2 separate regions of the Homo sapiens genome follow, and region 1 is linked to region 2. A link is an interaction called in ENCODE POLR2A ChIA-PET data of the cell type or tissue named here. Cell type or tissue: GM12878. All regions are shown on one strand. Each heading gives the region's core, and the rest is flanking DNA. Links, peaks and the distances in the headings are about the cores only. Region 1 has its middle 18 kb from the start of HNRNPA1L2. Region 2 overlaps SUGT1 (SGT1 assembly cochaperone of MIS12 kinetochore complex).

The links. Peaks named below come from ENCODE experiments on the same cell type or tissue, not always from the same donor. Only the 100,000 strongest peaks of a DNase experiment are listed, where the experiment ranks them.
Region 1: POLR2A ChIA-PET joins it to region 2 with 5 read pairs; 4 of 35 experiments call an interaction of 5 or more read pairs at or near these places.

The regions. Positions count from the first base shown.
Region 1 is chr13:52,621,278-52,626,662 of GRCh38, reverse strand. It overlaps a transcript of HNRNPA1L2 not described here. Among named protein-coding and RNA genes, the nearest start is that of HNRNPA1L2, 18 kb to the left of the region's middle. In GM12878, for the core only: no CTCF peak of the experiment used is centred there; a DNase peak (open chromatin) is centred at 2,582.
Region 2 is chr13:52,695,924-52,701,308 of GRCh38, reverse strand. SUGT1 (SGT1 assembly cochaperone of MIS12 kinetochore complex) reads right to left here. Exons shown (of 13, transcript NM_006704.5): 13 at 400-5,385. Among named protein-coding and RNA genes, the nearest start is that of CNMD, 41 kb to the left of the region's middle. In GM12878, for the core only: no CTCF peak of the experiment used is centred there; no DNase peak of the experiment used is centred there.

The DNA.
Region 1 (5,385 bases), core at 204-5,203, 75 kb after region 2:
GGTGAAGGTATATATAATACAAGAATAGTAAAATGTTGATCATTGTTGAAGCTGGGTGACAGTATAAAGGGGTTCACTGTACCATTTTGCGTACTTTGCGTATATTTTAAATTTTTCATAAGAAAAAGCTTTTAAAAGCTTCCTAAATAAATTAGAGCAAGTTAATATAAAAACATCCTATTATGAAAAGAAAGTAAACTGTATACAACATTGTTTCCTTTTTTTTTTTTTTTTTTAAGAGATGGGATCTCAGTATGTCGTGAAGTCTGGCCTCGAAGTCCTGGGTTCAAGCAATCCTCCCACATCATCTTCCTGAGTAGCTTGGACTACAGGCATCTGTCACCATACCTGGCTATTTGCGACATTTTTAAACTCACTGAGAACTGCCATCTCAATAAGTGGGACCCAAATTAATATTTTATTATGCCTGGCTTTCTGTATTATGATCTATTACCTAATATTCAAATTAAAGCTCCCAAATTCCTAAAGTTCTTGGAGAAAGATTTTAAGGACTTAATTGAGATATATATGGAAGATCTAAAATCTGATAGGAATGGAAGAAAAATAGAAGAATGAAAAAAGGGGTTCAGCATGGTGGCTCATGCCTGTAATTCCAGCACTCTGGGAGGCCAAGGAGGGAGGATCGCTTGAGCTCAAGAGTTCAAGACCAGCCTGGGCAAGATGGCAAAACCCCATCTCCACAAAAAGAAAAAAAAAAATTAGCCAGGAGTGGTGGCACATGCCTACAGTCCCAGCTACTTGAGAGGTTGAGTGGAAGGATCACTTGAGCCTGGGAGGTTGAGGCTGCAGTGAGTGATGATTGTTCCACCACACTCCAGAATGGGCCACAGAGCAACACCCTGTCTCAAAAAAAGAAAAAGAAAAAAGGAAATATAATAGTTAAAATGAAATGTACTTTCAGAACTGTTATCTGTGAATAAAGCTTTAACCGTATTCCACATCATTGTTATTTCTTTCATAAACCACTTGTAAACTTCATTTTCAAATTTTAATATATGTATTTGATCAGAGTAGGCACAGAACATAGGTGAATATTCATTTTTCAGAATCATGCATTTCATAACAATAATTTCCTTCATAGTTATAGTCTCTGGCTTTATAATTTATAAAGTTCTAATTAATAAAAATTGTAGGGAGCCTGTGTCATTGAACAAGATAATTTTTACATACAAGGATCTTTCTTCATAGATTTTAACAATGTAATGAGAACTTGTTAAAGTATCTTTCAGGGCTTCGTGGTGGCTCATGGCAGTAATCCCAGCACTTTAGGAGGCCGAGGCAGGTGGATCACCTGAGGTCAGGAGTTCGAGGCCAGCCTGGTCAACATGGTGAAACCCCATCTCTACTAAAACCAAAAAAATTAGCCAGGCATTGTGGAGTGCACCTGTAATCCCAGCTACTCAGGAGGCTGAGGAAGGAGAATCGCTTCAACCTAGAAGGCGGAGGTTGCAGTAAGCCGAGATCACACCACTGCACTCCAGCCTGGGCAAAAAACAGCAAGACTCCATCTCAAAAAAAAAAAAAGTATCTTTTAACAATCTATTCAATCCTGTAATTAAAACTATTTCATGAATACATACTTTTCCCCTTCATAACTTTTTTTTTTATTTTGAGATAGGGTCTCACTCTGTTGCCCATGCTGGAGTGCACTGGCACAATCTCGGCTCACTGCATTGTCCACCTCCCGGGTTCAAGGGATTCTCCCACCTCAGCCTCCCGAGTAACTGCGATTACAGTCCCATGCCACCACACCCGGCTAATTTTTGTATTTTTGTGATAGACACAGGGTTTCACCATGTCGATCAGGTAGGTCTCAGCTCCTAACCTCAAGTGATCTGCCCACCTTGGCCTCCCAAAGTGCTGGGATTACAGGCATGAGCCACTGCTCCAGGCCCCTCGAGAATACTTTTAAATCATCTCTAGATTACTTGTAATACCTAATATAACAAATGCTACATAAGTAGTTGTTATACTGTATTTTTTAATTGGTATTTTTTTCTGTGTTTCTTAAAAAACGTTATCAGAAGTTATCTGTGGATGCAGAACCTACGCATACAGAGGGCCAAATGTATATTACTCCATTCCTATCAATGACATTATCCTTGTTAAGACGGTGTCTCAGAAGTGGTTGTGGTAAAAACAAATATCCTAGGAAAATCAATGTGGAAGAGGGTAAACATGGTAATGTCCAATCTTATTACAAGGCTAGGTCATTAAAAAGAAAATACAACTGGCCAGGCACGGTGGCGTGCCTGTAATCCCAGCACTTGGGGAGGCCGAGGAGGGTGGATCACAAAGTCAGGAGTTCAAGACCAGCCTGGCCAACATGGTGAAACCCCATCTCTACTAAAAATACAAAAATTTGCCAGGCATGGTGGCAGGCACCTGTAATCCCAGCTACTCGGGAGGCTGAGGCAGAGAACTGCTTGAACCCAGGAGGTGGAGATAGCAGTGAGCCAAGACCGCGCCACTGCACTCCAGCCTGGGTGACAGAGCGAGACTCCATCTCAAAAACAAAACAAAACAAAACAAAATACAACTTCCTCTTGGCTCACTTTCTCTTGAGACACCCACCCTGGAACCCAGCCACCATGCGGTGAGAAAGCCCAGGCCACAAAGAAAGCCACATGTAGGTGTTTCTGCTAACACCCTCAGCTAAGGTCTCAGCTGACAGCTGGCATCAACTGCCAGACCTATGAGTGGGCAAACTTCAGATGATTCCAGCCTCAGATTTCTAAGTCTTCCAACTGAGGACCCAGACATCATAGAGCACAGACTGGCCTTCCCCGCTGTGTTCCAGCCAAACTGCTAACCCACAGAATCTGTGAGCATAATGAGTGAATGTTTTATGCCACTAAGTTTGGGAGGTAGTGTAACTATGGTAACCATATCAATGGGGATTTAATATATAATACAAAGAAAGAAAAGCAGGCTATGCATGAAGCTATGATGACAGTGCCTCATGAAGCAAAGATCATGACTCATCTAATCCCATGCATCCTGGAAGTCCTTGAAAAGCGGGGAGGGGAGGCAAAAATCATTAAAAGACACCTTTTAAAAACTCAAAACAGATGCACCTTGTTCACCAGTCTTTTGATGTAGGACCAAAGCCTCTTTTTTAAACACAGGACCACTGATAAAAGGTTCTAAGGCATATATTTTACATACATCACACCCATCCTGCAATATTTTCAATTTTGGTTTAAGTGGAAAAGTGGAGCAAGAATGTGAGATAGCTTACAAAGCAATCTAAGGGTATGATGCTCCTGCGTATGTATATTTGTCTCACTCATGCCTAATTGGAAAGAAATTGTTTACGTGACCTTTACTGACTCTTTCCAAAGCATTCAACTCACTTTACCATTTCTGTAATAGTTAATTAAATTAAAATAAAGGGCATGAGGGGTCATAAACAGGTCTGGTAGCCTTAAAAATGCCATTCTTGATATGTATTTATATGTTTGTGTTATTTACTTCCACATACTTATATGTAACTGTTTTGTTTCTAAAGAGTAGGACGAGGAGGAAGTACCTATTATGGGTACTGATTGTCTGAATTAGCTTACTCTACCACCCAATTATACTTTCCAGAGGTATTTTTGATACCATGTAGAAACCAAGAAGTTCCATTAAAATGTTAAATCATTCTGGAAAACAGAAGCCTATATTATCTGTTTGTTCTGATAAGGGAAGTCAGTGATGGGTATCCTAAAGCCACACACCTTACTACTTGAATTAATGACATCCCTGAAATACATCATTATGTATCATTAAAAAAAAAAACTGCCATTTAACCTACAACACAATGCCAAGATATTACTGATTGCACTTAGAATTAAATACTCTTTTGACAAGCACAAGTAATTACAATGCTCTGAGGAAGCCAGGAAAGCTGAAAGCACGGATAGTTATTGGTCACAGGAAGTCATACAGAGCAGTTGTAATCAACGTGCTAAACTTTATTCCAGAAAAAATTTTTTAAATGGAAAATTTCAAATAAGTGAGTCCTTTACAGACATGAAGCTACCTTCAAATCAAGATGTAAATGATATTGTTAATTAACAGCTTAAAGAGGCAGTTAAGTAGCAGTTAATAACACCAATAAGTATGTAAGAGTGTAGAATTCTCAATGAGATCACTTCTCTCTTCCTTTCACTGGATTGTGTACAGATATCCTCTTGTTATTTAAATATAATACAATTACAGCATTTCTCAAGTAATTATTAGACTCCCTGTGTTTATTAGCTGATATTTTTTTCTTCATTAATTCAATATCTCCCAAGTACTTGTACTAAAAACATTTTTTGCAAAAAGAAAAAGCTTACTGGAATTTTAAAAATTACTTTCAAACAACATTCAAATTACAATTAAATTTACCTCTTCTTTGGAGCATGTCCTAAAGCTCTTTGAGGCCCGCCAGTTGTAGCTTTTAAGTGAACTTCTGTTGGGTGGCTTTGTTGTTTGTACATTTACTGTGCTCAATTCAACTTTCGTGCCCTTAATAATGTCTAACAAGTCTTTTTCTCTGTTTTCCTTTACACTGTCTTGGTTGTCTGAAGTCTCCTTGGAAGTCTCAACAGTTCACACTGCTCAACTTTCTTGCTACAGATAGCGCCGTTAGTGCCAAAATATCTTTGGATATTATTTTTTGTCCTGGAAAGATGCATTAAAGAAAAAAAATGAAAAATACAATGCAGGCTAATAAAGCAAAAAACCGTGTATCTAAATTTTTTTTCAATTCAAGCCCTTTCCATTTGCTTTTTATAATTATTAACAACCATAGCAGCAGCAACTTACCATTTATTAGCACATACTATATGCCTCAACCTCGTGCAATATGTTTTATGCACATTTCTCATACCCACATTAACTCCCTAAGGTCTCCATTTTGCAGATAAGGAAACTGAAAATCAGAGAAGTAACTTACCTAAGGTCATGCACCTCACAGCCCATTAAGGCCTAAGACACACTGGGGTGCCACAAATAAGTAGAGGTATGCTGAGATATTGATCACCTGCTCCTTGGGGTGGCCAGGGGAGGCCTGGGGGTGCTGGTGCTCCCAAATCTGTTCCTTCCCACCATTTACCCCAGAGTTCGGTAGAAAAACTCTGACATGGTTAATAAATGACAATTTATTATTCTCAAACCCAGATCTGACTGACTGCAAGTCCTTGATCTTAACATAACACCTCTTTAAAAAGTTATAATTAAATAATACAAAAATAAATTTCTATCAAAAAGATTACTTTAAAAAAAACTGAGTGGGTCTTGTTTTAATCTGATCAACATTCTCATCAAGCTACATGCCACTTAACCCATAACCACTTGTAAGCTAAGCTAAAATGGAACAGAAAAGAAAATAAT
Region 2 (5,385 bases), core at 213-5,212:
TTGGTACTACTAATTTCTCAAATTACTTTTAACCAGGCCAGTCTAAAAGTTGCAAATACAGCCCAGTTTGCTGTGCTGAATCTTGACTGAAATGTTAGTATGTGTGTATAGACTTATGTGTATTATTGGTACTTCATTAGATACTCATTTAATTCTCAGTAGTGGTACAAACCAATCCTGATGGAACATCTCAAGTTAGATTTCAAGGTCCTAGTTTGACTCGGAATGGAAGGAAATATGTGACAGCTGCCATTTAGTCAGCACATGGAAAATGTTTTCATTTTCTGGCTGCAAAAACTTGTGTGTTTTTACACCTCCCCTTCCACCAGCACCTCAAATAACTGTGACACTAAAAAAGTAGATATAATACTAAGAATAACCACTTAACCCACTCAACAGTTTCTTACATCAGATTTTATTATACTGAAATACAAGCTACATTTTTACAAAATAGAAATTCTTTGTGAGTGGATTGACTTAATTTTATTTCTGTATAAGCTAAATATGTTGATCTGTTTTATGAACATGTATTTTATAAAAATGGTCACAATATATTTTTTAAGTTAACTGATTTATTGAGGGAGGAGGAGAGAGTTGACCAAAGTCTACATGCATAGACAGTCCTAAAAGCGTATCTCAAACATGAAGATGTAAATTTGAGAGTTAATGATACAAATTTCAGCAAAAACATTTTACAGGCAGAGAGTGTTTTGGTGTTTATAAAAGCTGAACTCCTTTTGAAGGGCTTTTGTACAAATACACATGCTCATATACTATATGCATATATAGGTGTACTTCATTTTGAGAAAGTCCAGTATAATACTAGCATCAAATTTACAAAACAGGTTTAGTGTTGACTGACTGAAGAACTCACTACAGGTTTTACTTCAACTGCTTACATTCAAAAGTATTCAATTTACAAATTTTAGGTACTTACTGTGTAAGGTAAGTACATCTATACATAAATACTTTTATGCAGGTATAATATAAACATAGCAAATAGCTGAGGCTATTTTCTAAGGTGTTTGGCTTAGTGAACCTTTTTTACATCTTTATAGTTTTAAAGTCAAATACATAGCAGTCTTTATTTGGGTGTATGTTATCACAGAGGAATAAAAATCAGTAATGGGACTGGGAACAGTATACCCACTAAGTTAAATTAAGTCATTGGTTAAAACACCAAATTATTCAAAACCATTTAAGAGATATGCCCCACTAAATTCCCTCTGAATTTAGTCATTTACAGATGTTGTGTTTCGTATTCCTGTTCTCACCTTTGTGCCTGCTCCTTTGCAAACATTCTTTTCACACCAAATTCTTAGAACTGAATCAGAACTGCAGAAAATCCAACACCTTTTCTCTCCTCTGCACATGGCTACAAAAATTCTAATAGTAACAAGATAGTGTGAAAGACATACCTCTATATACTTTTTACTAGCATTGCATTTGCAAACTTACTTGAAATTACTTTTTTAAAAAAACAGGATTTCTATGGCGTCCTGTCCTTCAGGGTTCCTTCTAAGGTATGAATTGCTAAGAATTTTCTTTTCAGCTGCCTATATTTCATCAGCCTTGATAATTAATCATCTTTTATACTAAATTTGCCATATACTGACAAAGTCAAAGACCTGTAATAAACTAGACAAGCAAAAACTTTCTCTTAGCGGGACTAATGCTGTTAAAGGCAAATGGTTTCCTTTCCATTAAAACCATATTCCTGCCTGTTAAGTTACTGAGGTAACTCCAAAAAATTAAGCAGTAAAAAAGATCTCCATGGGATGTGCCCTAACACAAATTCTACTCGGCCTACTCAACCAGCACCGTAATTTTTAACATTCACTTAGCACCTATGGGTAATTAAACAGGCATCATCGGAGAATATTCCAGTTGCTAAATGGTACCCCATTATTAATTAGTACTATGCCATGGCTCTCTCTGAGTATTTCTCTGCTCAGTTCTAGTAATATCTTAGCAGTGATAAAAGTGTTTTGCCCAAATAGTTATTCTCATTTTGTTTCACTTTGATTGAAACAAACATTTGATTTTCTTTCATCATGTGCTGTCATACGGTGATATGGATTCAATAACTTAATCATAATGACCCCCCAAGATTAAGAAGAAAAAAAGCATCATTCAGCATCTCTCCTCTACCTTTTAATTTCTGTGTTAAGAGGGAAACAAAACCTTCAAAGGAGCAAGCCAAGTAGCTTTTCCTCTTCTCTAAACTTTACTGGAAATAAGGCATTAGAGGTGATTAGTGCTAATCTCACTTCTGTTCTCTCCTTTACTCCTTGACATCACTGTGTTCTACATGCAGTCCTCCAGGTCACCTGCTTCAAAACCATCAGTTCATTCAAAACAAAGATTTACTGGACCCTCTCTCAAAGGTACTGATTCAAAATCTCAGGAGGAAAGTAATGAAGGTCTACATTTTTAAAAATAAGCTTCCCAAGTGAAGGTTACTCACCAATAAGCTTAAGAACCACTACCCTATATATCATACAAAATAGCTGCCCAATGTTATAATTTTAGTTGTCCGATATCAGAATGTCAGCAGAGGATTAGGGCAAATCAGCTAAGCATGGTGGCTCACGCCTGTAATCCCAGCACTTTGGGAAGCCAAGGCAAGAGGATTACTTGAGGCCAGGAGTTAAGAGAGCAGCCCGGGCAACACAGCAAGACCCTGTCTCTACAAAAAAAATTTAAAAATTAGCTTAGTGCACTAGTAGTGCAGTCCCAGCTACCTGAGAGGCTGAGGCAGGAGGATCACTTGACTCCAGGAGTTGGAGGTTACAGTGAGCTATTGTGTGCCTGGACAGCAGAGCAAAACCCTGTCTCTTAAAAAAAAAAAAAAAAAAAAGATTAGGATAAATAAGTTTTAAGAGAGAGTCTATCACCAACGATCTGAGTGAGTTACATTAAAAACCTGTATGAAGAAAAAAGTATATGAGATGACAGCACTCTGGAAAAAGTGCATCTGTAAAACCAAACGTTTGGACTACATAGTATTTAAGATCCATTCCAGCTCCAAAATCCTGACTTCGTTTTTGTCTCCTCATACTGACAGTGGATGAAATGCAAATACATGTTTGCATTCCAGGGAATAAGAGGTTCCAAAGCTACCTCTAGTCTTGTCAGATGGCCCATAAAAACATGCTCTGTTGATCTGATTTTAACAACTCTAAAATAAAATCCTATGCTACACATATTCCTAAGTCCCTGTTCACAACCGGTCATTCTCCAATCTTGCCTTGGTACTTATTCTGCTGTAACTGTACTTATATTCCAGAACAAGAAATAGCTTTGCTAAACAAAGATTAGACTAACATATGCTATTACCTATAGTTTAATGTGTTAAGGAATAAACGGCAGACATAAGTTGAGTATTCAGGCTGAGGGCTTCTTTCCACCACCACAAGCTAAGCTCCATGAAGGCAGGGAATTTTGTTTACCTAGTACCTAGCACCTAGCTCAGTGTCTGATGCGTATTTGGCAATCAATGAATATTTGCTAAGTGCATAAATGAATGAGTGGATGTCATGAACCAAGTTCTTTTTCAGATACCTATATTATTCTACTACATACCTTAAAGTAAAGGCTCACTCAAAGAAAAAGTGTATGGCTTTTGACTGCAAAGACTTGAAGGGCCTCAACGGTGTTGATACTGTTTAAAAATAAAGTATACAACCCTCATCAAAGAGGGTTTTCTAGTACTCAGTATCTCAAAATTTCTTCAGGGATTCCAGAAAAAAAATGGACACGTGAGCAATTCAAACTTTTGTCTCCAAGAAGATTGGTATGCTTATAAATTGACTCACTCTTTGTTTCCATATTGCTACATATGCTCAAACCTAATTCCACTCCTGGCTTTTAAGATCTGGCCTCTCCTGTACTCTCCCCAAGACATTTGGGCTCATAATTTTGTATGAATGGAGGGCTAACCTAGTTAGAAAGTAAACTTCAGTCCGTTCAATTAAAACACAAAACAAAACAAAACAAAAAACAGCCGGGCACAGTGGCTTACGCCTATAATCCCAACACTTTGGGAGGCCAAGGTGGGAGGACTGCTTGAACCCAGGAGTTTGAGAGACCAACCTGGGCAATGCAGGGAGACCCCATCTCTACACAAAATTTAAAAATTAGCTGGGAGTGGTGGCACACACCTGTAGTCCCAGCTACTCAGGAGGCTGAGGAAGGAGGATTGCTTGAGCCCAGAAGACGGAGGCTGCAGTGAGCTGCGACCATGCCATTACATTCCAGCCTGGGCAAGAGCAAGACCTTATCTAAAAAAATAAAAAATAAAAATAAATAAATAAAATAAATAAAATAAATCAGGACACCCCTCCAAAAAATGGTATCTCAAAATTAAATAGCAAAAAAAAAAAAAAAAAAAAGTACTTGGATATCACACTGGTTTTGATTAGTTATATAACTGTTACTACCTCTAACAATGTAGTTAAAATTAGCTCTCGTGGCTGTGGGTTAAAAACCTACTTAAAAATTAAAATCCTGTCAGAAACGGTGGTGCACGCCTAGTCTCAGCTACTCAGGAGGCTGAAGTGAGAAGATCACTCGAGCCCTGGACTTTGAGGCTGTAACACACAATTATCACGCCTGTGAACAGCCACTGCACTCCAGCCTGAGCACCACAGCAAGACCTCATCTTTTTGAAAACAAATTACTATTCTATTTACATTGACAAATAAATGATCAACTTTAAGGGCTTGACATTTTTAAAAAACCCCAATTTTAAACACTATGGTTTGGGATGAGTAACTTCCAATATTTGAGTACATACTATGTGAAAGGCACTACGCTATGTATCAAAGATCCAAAGCTTAAGTAAATAACACTAACTGACCAAGACACACAAGGTAAAACAGACACAGCCGCAACTAACCCTATAACATGTGACACCATGAAGGTGTCATAAATAGAGGCATAAACAAGGCACTCCCACATCACAACTAGAGTGGCAATGCATTTCAGTAGAGGGCATGGAGAGGGGAGTTCCACAAGAGTACTGACATTTTAATTGAGATCTCATAGAATGAATGGAAGAAAATAAGGGCATTCTGTGCAGTGATAAGACCATGAGCAAATCCATCCAATTCTGGGAGCCTGTTCTCTATGTACCAGGTGCTACACATACAAAGATGGAAGCTAGACCGCGCCCTCAAGAAACTCAGTCACACGGGGGAAGAAATGAACCAACTGTAATGTACTGGTCTGACAAACAAGGAATAGATTAGCACTCTCAAGCATGCTCATGACATGTTGTGGTTTTGGTATGACTCCATCAAAGGATCCAGTGATGTCTCAACCATAAGCAAATAACCCAATCCAATGCCACAAAAGTCAGTAACAGAGTTGCAAAAGATTAGA